2 separate regions of the Homo sapiens genome follow, and region 1 is linked to region 2. Evidence: read pairs that join two places in POLR2A ChIA-PET (ENCODE). Cell type or tissue: K562. All regions are shown on one strand. Each heading gives the region's core, and the rest is flanking DNA. Links, peaks and the distances in the headings are about the cores only.

Region 1 (5,384 bases), core at 83-5,082, 160 kb after region 2:
GAGAAAAGGTGGTTACTATTAGAGCAGTAGGCGTAGAAGTATCACACTGTAAAGGAGAACGAGTTCGATTTGGAAAGAGCAACCAGATATCCCAGTTTGACAACCAGCAGTAAGGAGCACCTTGCTGTTTGCCTTCTGCATGTTGGTTGCTGGATGGATGGAGTCCATAGGAACAGAAACAGGTTCCCCAAACAGAACTGTCCTGAGCTCACTCTGTCTCAGTGCTGCTTCTGCCCTTCATGCTTGGGATATTTTTTTCATAGTGAATTTGCAAGTTTAGAAGGTCTCTCAAAATGGAGCTGAGTAAAGAGGACTTGGGAAGTAGGCTGGCTCTAGGGCTCGTAAATATGGTAAGAGAATTCCACCAAGGAGAGAGAGGATTTCTCTGATTTTTCTTAATTATACTTTCCTGTATGATCTAAATGGTTTTTTGTTTTTGTTTTGAGACGGAGTTTCACACTGTCGCCCCGGCTGGAGTGCGATGGCACGACCTCCGCTCACTGTGACCTCTGCCTCCCAGGTTCAAGCGATTCTCCTGCCTCAGCCTTCTGAGTAGCTGGGATTACAGGCGCCCGCCACCATGCCCGGCTAATTTTTTTTGTATTTTTAGTAGAGATGGGGTTTTACTGTTGGCCAGGCTGCTCTTGAACTCCCCACCTCATGATCCACCTGCCTTGGCCTCCCAAAGTGCTGGGATTACAGGCGTGAGCCACCGTGCCTGGCTATAAATGTTTTATAATACATATACGTTTTATAATCTAAAATGTGGTATTTTAAAATATTATGGTCTGTAACAATTAATGAAGAAGTACATTGTGCAGTTTTACTTTTTAAAATTATAGAAGCAACGCACACATTCTTATTGTAAAAGAGTCAGGGCAAGCCACAATGGCACAGAACTGAATGGGAAGGTTCCCTCCTCACTGTCCTCTTGCTCCCCTGCCCAGAGGTGACACAGTTTTGTGCACATCCTTCCAGTCCCTTTCTACGTATTTTTCTTTGTATATATGTGCAGGTATCCTTCTTACATTTACATAAATGTGGTAATACTATACATACTGTTTTATAAATTACATTTTTCATTTTATACCACATCTTACAGATCTTTTACTATCAGTATATACAGATTTACCTTACACTTTGTTCGAAAATTTTTATTCATTTGATCTCAATAGCTGCTTAGTATTTATTAAATATATAAGCACACATTTCTAATATAGCTGTACCATAATTTATATACATCCTGAATTATAGAGATCAATTATATCCCGAATGATGGACACAAAGCCCTTTCCTGCTTTTTCTATTATAAACAACGTTTCCGTGACTATCCTTATTCTTATGTGCATGTAGGATACGTTTTGTTGGAAAGGTTATCTAGCAATGGAGTCTCTAGCTCAGAGAGTGCGCACAAATTCAGTAACAGCAAACACTGCCTAGCTGGATTCCTAAACACCGTGTCACTTTACACCCTCCACATGGATGAGTTCTGTTTCCTCAGATCCTAGCATTTTGCTGACATCGTATCTTGATTTATCAGGTGTGTTTGTCAGATTTCTTGAATGCGCATGTCTTCCTTTTATAATGAGAAAACATGTTTTAAAATCACACGGAGGCTGGGTGCAGGGGCTCACGCCTGTAATCCCGGCACTTTGAGAGGCTGAGGCAGGCGGATCACCTGAGGTCAGGACTTCGAAACCAGCCTGGCCAACATGGTGAAACCCTGTCTCTACTAGAAAACACAAAAATTAGCCGGGCATGGTGGTGCGTGCTTGTAATCCTAGCTACTCAGGAAGCTGAGGCAGGAGAATCGCTTCAATCCACAAGGTGGAGGTTGCAGTGAGCAGAGATGGCACCACTGTACTCCGGCCTGGGTGACAGAGTGAGACTCTATCTCAAAAAAAAAAAAAAAAAAAAAAAAATCTCATGGAAATGTTGCTTTTCAAATCTGAAAGCAAAGACACCAAAATGGTAAAAGTGGTTCTATTTGGGAGATGGGCTGTAAGCAATTTTTGTTTCTTTTATAATCTGAAAAAAAGGACAGTTAATGAAAAACAAGAATGTTAACATTCAAACATAGGTGTTATAGAAAAAAATTAGTGGTTATAAAAAAAAAAGAGAAAGAGAGAAAGAGAAAGATACCAAATAAGTCCTTGTGCATTTAGCCATTGAACTAGAACTGGAGAACTGGTTTGTTTATACTGCAAAGTAATGCTAACTTGGGCTTTCAGGACACAAAAAACATTTATCCAGGATAGACATTTGAGTAGATCTTTTAATATGTTATGAAAACACATATAATGATTACAATCTGAAAGTAGAAATGATTTAATACTTTAGAAAAAAATTAATAATCTATTTCCTGCTAGGATCCAGCCTACTTTAAAAGAACACTGGTTTGTAAAATAATATAAGGTGCGCCATATAAGAAAACTACAGGCAAAAAGAATGCCTTTTTACTGAGAAGTTTCGGCCAGTTCATTAACTATTACACACTATTTTCTTTTTCGGTCGTAAGTGTAAAATATTGAGCAACTGATAATTCTTTTAAGATTATCCTAGGATGATCTTCGTATGAAAGTATTCACAAGTGAGTTTACAAGGTCAATTTCCTGTGCAATATTCTAAGTTCAGTCATTTTTTTTTTTCCAAAAATTTCACAGGTCAGATTATGTGTGACAACACTGCAAAGTGAACCAGCTCTATCACTTGATATATTGCCCTTAGTTTAAAATGGCTGCTTTTAAAAACATATGGCTCCCAGCTGAAGTTTTATCACTGCTGTTTTTCTTCCCAGAAGATTCTATACCAATTTGATAAATTTCATCAGTGGGAAAATATTTTCTCCTCAACTTAGGAATGATTTTCTGTAATTGGAGATGTTTCTCACATGTAAAATACTGAATCAGAGCATGTTCTTTTAATGTCAGGAATGTCTTTAGCCAGCAGTTATTAGTACACCAAGAATTGCAAGGCAACATGTTAATAGACTGTCATAGAACTTGTACAAAACTAGAGTTGCCTTGTCTTTCCAGTGGGTGACCTGGGCCAACAGGCCAGATATCAGCAGCGAGTGTGTGCGACGGTACTCTGCCTGCCGGCCCACGTGTCTAGGACAAAAGGTGACAAGAGAACTTTGCAGCTCAAACTCACCAAGGACATGCAAGAGTTTGAGGAGGGCATCACCCTGGATTGGGAACAGTGGATAAGATCAAGTTCAGGATCTTGTTGACAGAAAGATCTTTTATCCAGAGAGTTAGATTTCCAAGCTCACTCACTCTATCCAGTAACCCCATTCCCATCAGGAATGCCTCTGTCAGAAATCTGATTTCTGTCCTGGTTTCAGGTTCCAGGTCACACATGCTGCCTTGAGGTCCTAGGTAATGATGACTCTAGGGGTAAAGGAGTTAACTGCCCCGCCAACCATGGAAGTGGGCTGCCGAAGGCCACCCAGCTCACTCTGGCCTTGGGAGCAGGTCTAGGTTGTCCCATCGCTGACCTGGCCAACTTCTTACCTTGGCATAGCTAACTACTCCTCTGCTCCAAATCCCACATCCCTTCCTTGCTTTCCTCTTGCTTGCTTTCTTGAGGAATCCTCTACGTCTCCATGACCTCCAACCCCCCATCTTTATTCCTGTAGCTGGGACTACAGGGCATAAAACAAAATAAGCACTAAGTAAATGTCTTTTGAATGAATAAATGAAGGGTCGTGTACAGCCCAGATTTTCCAATATTTTTGCAAACATTTTGAACTGTTTTACGTTTGTCTAATTATACTGTTTTTTTTGGGGGGGGGGGTAATGAGTTCTTTAAGCTAGTTACCAAGTCAAGTAATTCTCAACTGTTATCAGTAGACATTGCAGAGAATGCAAGAAGTGCTTTTTCATTGAAACACGCTGGAAATCAGTGAAAAAGAAACTGTGTTCATTTTATCCTGGTAGTATATATTTTCAGATAGTTTGAACACTTGATTCACTTCTTGACCTTTGCATTTTCAGCCTAAAGATCAATCCCTTGTCTTCATTTAACGGAATCTCTTTTCTTTTCCCTCCCTAACCCCTACCTCACTCTCTCTCTCTTCATCTTTTTAGGTGCAGTGATCAAACATGCTTGTAGTATTTACTTTTGTAGATACCTCCAATTTTTTTTTTTTTTGTTAAGTTTGATCATGGCTCACTGCAGCCTCAACCTCCTGGGCTCAAGTGATCCTCCCACCTCAGCCTCCCACGCAGCTGGTATTACAGGCACAACCCAGCATGCCCTGCTAATTTTTATATTTTTTGTACAGATGGGGTTTCACCATATTGCCCATGCTGGTCTCGAACTCCTAAGCTCAGGTGACCTACCCACCTCAGCCTCCCAAAGTGCTGGGATTACAGGTGCAAGCTACCATGCCTGGACTGTTAAGAAACTTAGATAAACAAGATCATAAGATAAATATTCTCTGTCTTCTTTCACTTAACACTATATTTATCAGATTCATTCACATTGTTGTATGTAGCTATAGATTCTCTGCATCATTGTAGGATATTCCATTATGTAAATTAACCACAATTTATTCATTCTACCTTTGATGGGCATTTGGATAGTTTCCAGTTTGCATTATGAACTTTTTTGTACATGTCGTTTGTTAAGTGTATATGCATACAAACATATACTTGCTAGAGCTACACCTAGAAGAATGGCTACGGTATGGAGTATTCCATATTTGTTCAAGTTTCACAGGTATTATCTCTTCTCAAATTTCCAAAGTGGCTGTACCAACTTGCACTTCTATTAGCAGTGCATAAAAATTTTCACTGCTTCATATCCTTACCTACACTTGGTATCTTCTGTATTTTTTCATTTTAGCCATTGGGTAGGTATATAGTGGTATTCCATTATGGTTTTATTTGCATGTCTCTGATAACTAATGAAACTGGGCACCTTTTTATATGCTTATTGGACATCTGTATATCCACTTTTTTAGGTGCCAGTTTATTAAGGGTATCTCCCTTTTGGCCATTTCCTAACATTTTCTTTTTCAAATCGTCTTGTGGTTTATATGATCTGTATGACAAGTGTTTTGTTAGGGAAGTGTATTGTGAATTTCCCCTATTCTTTGGCCTGCCGTTTGAATATCCTAATGGTGTCTTTTGACAAACAGAAGTCTTAAATTTAATATAGATCAATATATGAACAATTGATCAATATACGATCAATTGATCAATATACCACTTATTTCCTTTATGGTGAGCACTTTTTTTTTTTTTTTTTGAGACAGAGTCTTGTCCTGTTGCCCATGCTGGAGTGCATGGCACGATCTTGGCTCACTGCAACCTCTGCCTCCCGGGTTCAAGAGATTCTCGTACTTCAGCCTCCCGAGTAGCTGGGATTACAGGTGC
Region 2 (5,384 bases), core at 94-5,093:
GCCTGTATTTTTTATTTTTTTTTAGTTTTTTAAGATGGAGTCTTGCTCTGTTGCCCAGGCCGGAGTGCAGTGGCGTGATCTAGGCTCACTGCAACCTCCGCCTCCCAGGTTCAAGCAATTCTCCTGCTTCAGCCTCCCAAGTAGCTGGGAAAATTAGCACACCGCCACGCCTGGCTAAGTTTTTGTATTTTTACTAGAGATGGGGTTTCACCAGATGCCCAGGCTGGTCGCGAACTCCTGAGCTCAGACAATGTGCCCCGCTTGGCCTCCAAAGTACTGGGATTACAGGCGTGAGCCACCGCTCCCGGCCTAATTTTTGTATTTTTAGTAGAGATGGGGTTTCACCATGTTGGTCAGGCTGTTCTCGAACTCCTGACCTCAGGTGATCTGCCTACCTCGGCTTCCCAAAGTGCTGGGATCACAGGCATGAGCCACCGCACCTGGCTGAGAACACTTTTTACAAATATTTGGTAGCCACACCCTTTAGGACTGGAATTCTGTGGAATTCACTTTGGGAAGTATTGTGAATTTCTTATACAAAGGACGGAGCAATTAATTCTTCCTGTGTAGGTTTCACTAAGGAAAAGTCGGTTGCTCTAGGCCTTAAATGATTTAAAAAGAGAAAGAAAAAAATATTTTCCTGGGTTAAGGAGATGGGAGAGGGCATTTCAAGAGGGTTTGAGAAAAGACAAAGGGTGGTGAAAATGGAGTGCGTTCAAGACTGCCCTGTCATCTTTTGTGGCTAGATCATAGGATTCTTTGGGGGAAAATGGCAGGAAATAACCTGTGTGAGGCCAGCTCATGGACGGCCTTGAATGCTGCATTGGATTTGGCCTGCATCCTAAAGGCATTAGGCTGCCACAGGGGCTTTAGAAATGAGAAGGGAATGATCTGTATATTGGAAAGTTAACTGATCACATGATGTAGGTTGAATGAATCTGGAGAAACTGGAAGCAAAATGGCTAGATAAGAAGCTATTTCTGCTGCAACTTCTCAACTCTAACTCTCCTGTTACAACATGAAAGCAGCATAAAAGATACATAAACAAGTGAGAGTGGCTGTGTGCCAATAGAAATTTATTCATGAGTTCTGAAACTTGCATTACATATCATTTTTACATGCCATGAAACATCCTTCTTTTGATTTTTTTTTTTTTTTTTTTTGAGATGGAGTCTTGCTTTTTTTGAGGCTGGAGTGCAGTGACTGGATCTTGGCTCACTGCAACCTCCACCTCCCGGGTTCAAGCAATTCTCATGCCTCGGCCTCCCAAGTAGCTGGGATTACGATGGCTAATTTTTTTTTTTTTTTTTTTGAGATGGAGTCTTGCTCTGGGTTCAAGCAAGTCTCGTGCTTCAGCCTCCCACGTAGGTGGGATTACAACGGCCTTTTTTTTTTTTTTTTTTTTTTTGAGACAGAGTCTTGCTCTGTCCCCCAGGCTGGAGTGCAGTGGCGCTATCTCGGCTCACTGCAAGCTCCACCTCCCGGGTTCACACCATTCTCCTGCCTCAGCCTCCCAAGTAGCTGGGACTACAGGCACCTGCCACCACGCCCGGCTAATTTTTTTGTATTTTTAGTAGAGACGGGGTTTCACCGTGTTAGCCAGGATGGTCTCGATCTCCTGACCTCAAGATCTGCCCACCTCGGCCTCCCAAAGTGCTGGGATTACAGGCGTGAGCCACCATGCCCAGCTTTGTTTTTTTTTGTTTTGAGACAGAGTCCCACTGTGTCTCCCAGGCTGGAGTGCAGCGGTGCAATCTTGACTCACTGCAACCTCCGCCTTCTGGGCTCAAGCAATTTTCTTGCCTCAGCCTCCCAAGCAGCTGGGATTACAGGAGCCCATCACCACGCCAGGTAATTTTTTTTTTTTTTTTTTTTTTTGTATTTTTAGTAGAGACGGGGTTTTGCCATGTTGGCTACGCTGGTCTCGAACTCCTGACCTCAGGTGATCTGCCTACCTCAGACTCCCAAAGTGCTGGGATTATAGGTGTGAGCCACCGGCCCAGCTGTATTTTTTTTTTTAGTAGAGACAGGGTTTCACCATGTTGGCCAGGCTGGTCTCGAACTCCTGACCTCAAGTGACTCACCTGCCTCAGCCTCCCAAAATGCTGGGATTACTGGCGTGCGCCACTGTGCCCGGCCCTTCTTTTGATTTTTTTTGTTTTCTACAGCTAAAAAGTGTACGGCCAGTCATGGTGGCTCACAACGGTAATCCCAGTGCTCTGGGAGGCTGAAGCAGGATTGCTTCAGCCCAAGAAGTTGGGCTGCAGGGAGCTGTGATTGTGCCACTGCCCTCCAGCCTGGGTGACAGAGCAAGACCCTTGTCTCTTAAAAAAGGAGAAATATAAAAACCATCCTTAACTCATGGAATGTGAAAATAAAAGAGGCAGGCACTGGATTTGCCCCACAAGCTGTAGTTTGCTGATCTCTGTCTACAGCTCAGAAGACATGGAACTGGTATCAAATGCAAGCTTGTCCAACCCTCAGCCTGCAGGCTGCTTTGAATGTGGCCCAACACAAATTCATAAACTTTCTTAAAACATTATTAGTCGGCCGGGCACGGTGGCTCACGCCTGTAATCCCAGCACTTTGGGAGGCTGAGGCGGGTGGATCACGAGGTCAGGAGATCGGGACCATCCTGGCTAACATGGTGAAACCCCGTCTCTACTAAAAATACAAAAAAAATTAGCCGGGCGTGGTGGCAGGCGCCTGTAGTCCCAGCTACTCGGGAGGCTGAGGCAGGAGAATGGTGTGAACCCAGGAGGCGGAGCTTGCAGTGAGCCCAGATAGGGCCACTGCACTTGATCCTGGGCGACAGTGCAAGACTCCGTCTCGAAAAACAAAACAAAACAAAACAAAAAACAAAAAAAATTATTAGTCTTTTTGTGATTTTTTTTTTAGCTCATCAGCTATATTAGTCAGGGATCTCTAGAGGGATGGAACTAATGGAATATATATAGAATATATAATATATATAAGTTAATATAATATATAATATGTGTTATATAAATATAATATATAAATTATAATATATAATAAGTATATAATATATATTATATATAAAATATATATGGGGGAGTTTATTAAATGTTACTCACACCATCACAAGGTCTCACAGTAGGCCATCTGCAGGCTGAGGGGCAGGGAGAGTGAGTCAGAGTTCCAAAACTGAAGAACGTGGAGTCCGATGTTCGAGGGCAGGAAGCATCCAGGATGGAAGAAAGATGTAGGCTGAGAGGCTAGGACCGTCTCTCCTTTTCACATTTTTCTGACTGCTTATTATTCGCTGGCAGCTGATTAGATGGTGCCCACCCAGATTGAGAGTGGTCTGCCTTTCCCAGCCCACTGACTCAAAAAGTAAACTCCTTTGGCAACACCCTCACAGACACACCCAGGATCAATACTTTGTATCCTTCAGTCCAATCAACTTGACACTCAGTTTTTTTTTTTTTTTTTTGAGATGGAGTCTCGCTCTGTCGCCCAGGCTGGAGTGCAGTGGCGCGATCTCGGCTCACTGCAAGCTCTGCCTCCCGGGTTCACACCATTCTCCTGCCTCAGCCTCCCAAGTAGCTGGGACTACAGTCGCCCGCCACCACGCCTGGCTAATTTTTTGTATTTTTAGTAGAGACATAGTTTCACCATGTTAGCCAGGATGGTCTCGATCTCCTGACCTTGTGATCCACCCGCCTCAGCCTCCCAAAGTGCTGGGATTACAGGCATGAGCCACTGCGCCCGGCCGACACTCAGTTTTAACCATCACAAATCCACCCCTTGTCAACTTGAATCAATACACATCTCCTGAGATCATATATAATCTTCAAATAAAGATAATAATAGGGTCATAATTATGCCTAACATAATATAACTATCCTTCGTACAACCGGAAACGCACCAATCCCCAACCCAAATACTATGACATAAAGTTAACAATACTTAAATGCTGATGTGAAGTCAATAAATCTAAATGTCATGTGATACAGAAGAAAGGAAATAACATGTTTTTTGTTGTTGTTTTTTTTTTTTTGAGACGGAGTTTTGCTCTTGTCGCCCAGGCTGGAGTGCAATAACACGATCTCAGCTCACTGCAATCTCTGCCGCCTGGGTTCGAGCAATCCTCCCAGCCTCCTGAGTAGCTGGGATTACAGGCGTGCACCACCACGCCCAGCTAATTTTTTTATTTTTTTGTAGAGATGGGGTTTCGCCATGTTGGCCAGGCTGGTCTTGAACTCCTGACCTCAGGTGATCCACCTGCCTCGGCCTCCCAAAGTGTTGGGATTACAGTCGTGAGCCACCACGCCTGGCCTAACATGAAGATATTTTCTTAAGTAGAAGTGTATAAATGCACAAACACGTTTTTAACAAAAGGAGGAAATACTCATGAAAATTACAGTCCTCCTTTTTGCAGCTGGTCATGCGGTCATAGCTGGTATTAATGACTACCTTCTTCACTACCCGTTCTGTGTTCCCTTTATCTTCAGCAAGCACCTCAGCAGGTTGTGGTATTTTCCTGGTGGAGTGACCCAAACCTTCATTCCTGAAGGGTCTGGGTCACTTGTAGTCCTTCCTGGATTGTGCTGTTGTAGTTTCCGGTAGACCTTAATCACAGGGCATGGTAGTATCACATGGTAATACTAAGAGACACCCCAGGCTGGGCGTGGTGGCTCACGCCTGTAATGACACCCTAGGCCGAGGCAGGTGGATCACGAGGTCAGGAGATCGAGGCCATCCTGGCTAACATGGTGAAACCCCGTCTCTACTAAAAATACAAGAAAATTAGCCAGGCGTGGTGGCGGATGCCTGTAGTCCCAGCTATGTGGGAGGCTGAGGCAGGAGAATGGCGTGAACCCGGGAGGCGGAGCTTGCAGTGAGCCGAGATAGCATCACTGTGCTCCAGCCTGGGTGACGGGGCGAGACTCCGTCTCAAGAAGAAAAAAAAAGAGACACCCTAATGGATCTCCTCTATTCCATGCATACTCTTCCTTACCTCCGCTGTGGAGTAGTAGACTGATTTCATCTTGATAGTGCGGGTCAGTCACCCCAGCCCACACTGTAACTCCCTTCTTAGCCTGTTGATTTAAAGGTAGGAGGAGCCCAAAGTGTCCAGGTGGCAATCTTAACTTCCAGTTTAATGGAATCGTGTCTCCTGGTGGCAGCATTCCTCCCTCTGGAACTAAGACCTCTAGGCCAGCAGAACATAATGTCACAGGAACAGGAAGCAAAAATTTTGCTAGTGGATTACTAGGGGTGATGGTGAGTGGTGCCACTTCCACTTCAACCCCTTGATTCCTGGATCCGTGAATTCTGGCTATGGGAGAAACGGTACCATATATTGGACGCTGATTCAGAGCATACATGGTCTTGTGGAGAACTTTACCCCAGCCCTGCAG

Evidence for each region. Peaks named below come from ENCODE experiments on the same cell type or tissue, not always from the same donor. Only the 100,000 strongest peaks of a DNase experiment are listed, where the experiment ranks them.
Region 1: POLR2A ChIA-PET joins it to region 2 with 5 read pairs; 4 of 35 experiments call an interaction of 5 or more read pairs at or near these places.

The regions. Positions count from the first base shown.
Region 1 is chr7:148,892,119-148,897,502 of GRCh38, reverse strand. No RefSeq gene overlaps it. Among named protein-coding and RNA genes, the nearest start is that of EZH2, 11 kb to the right of the region's middle. In K562, for the core only: no CTCF peak of the experiment used is centred there; a DNase peak (open chromatin) is centred at 3,075.
Region 2 is chr7:149,055,942-149,061,325 of GRCh38, reverse strand. No RefSeq gene overlaps it. Among named protein-coding and RNA genes, the nearest start is that of PDIA4, 30 kb to the right of the region's middle. In K562, for the core only: no CTCF peak of the experiment used is centred there; no DNase peak of the experiment used is centred there.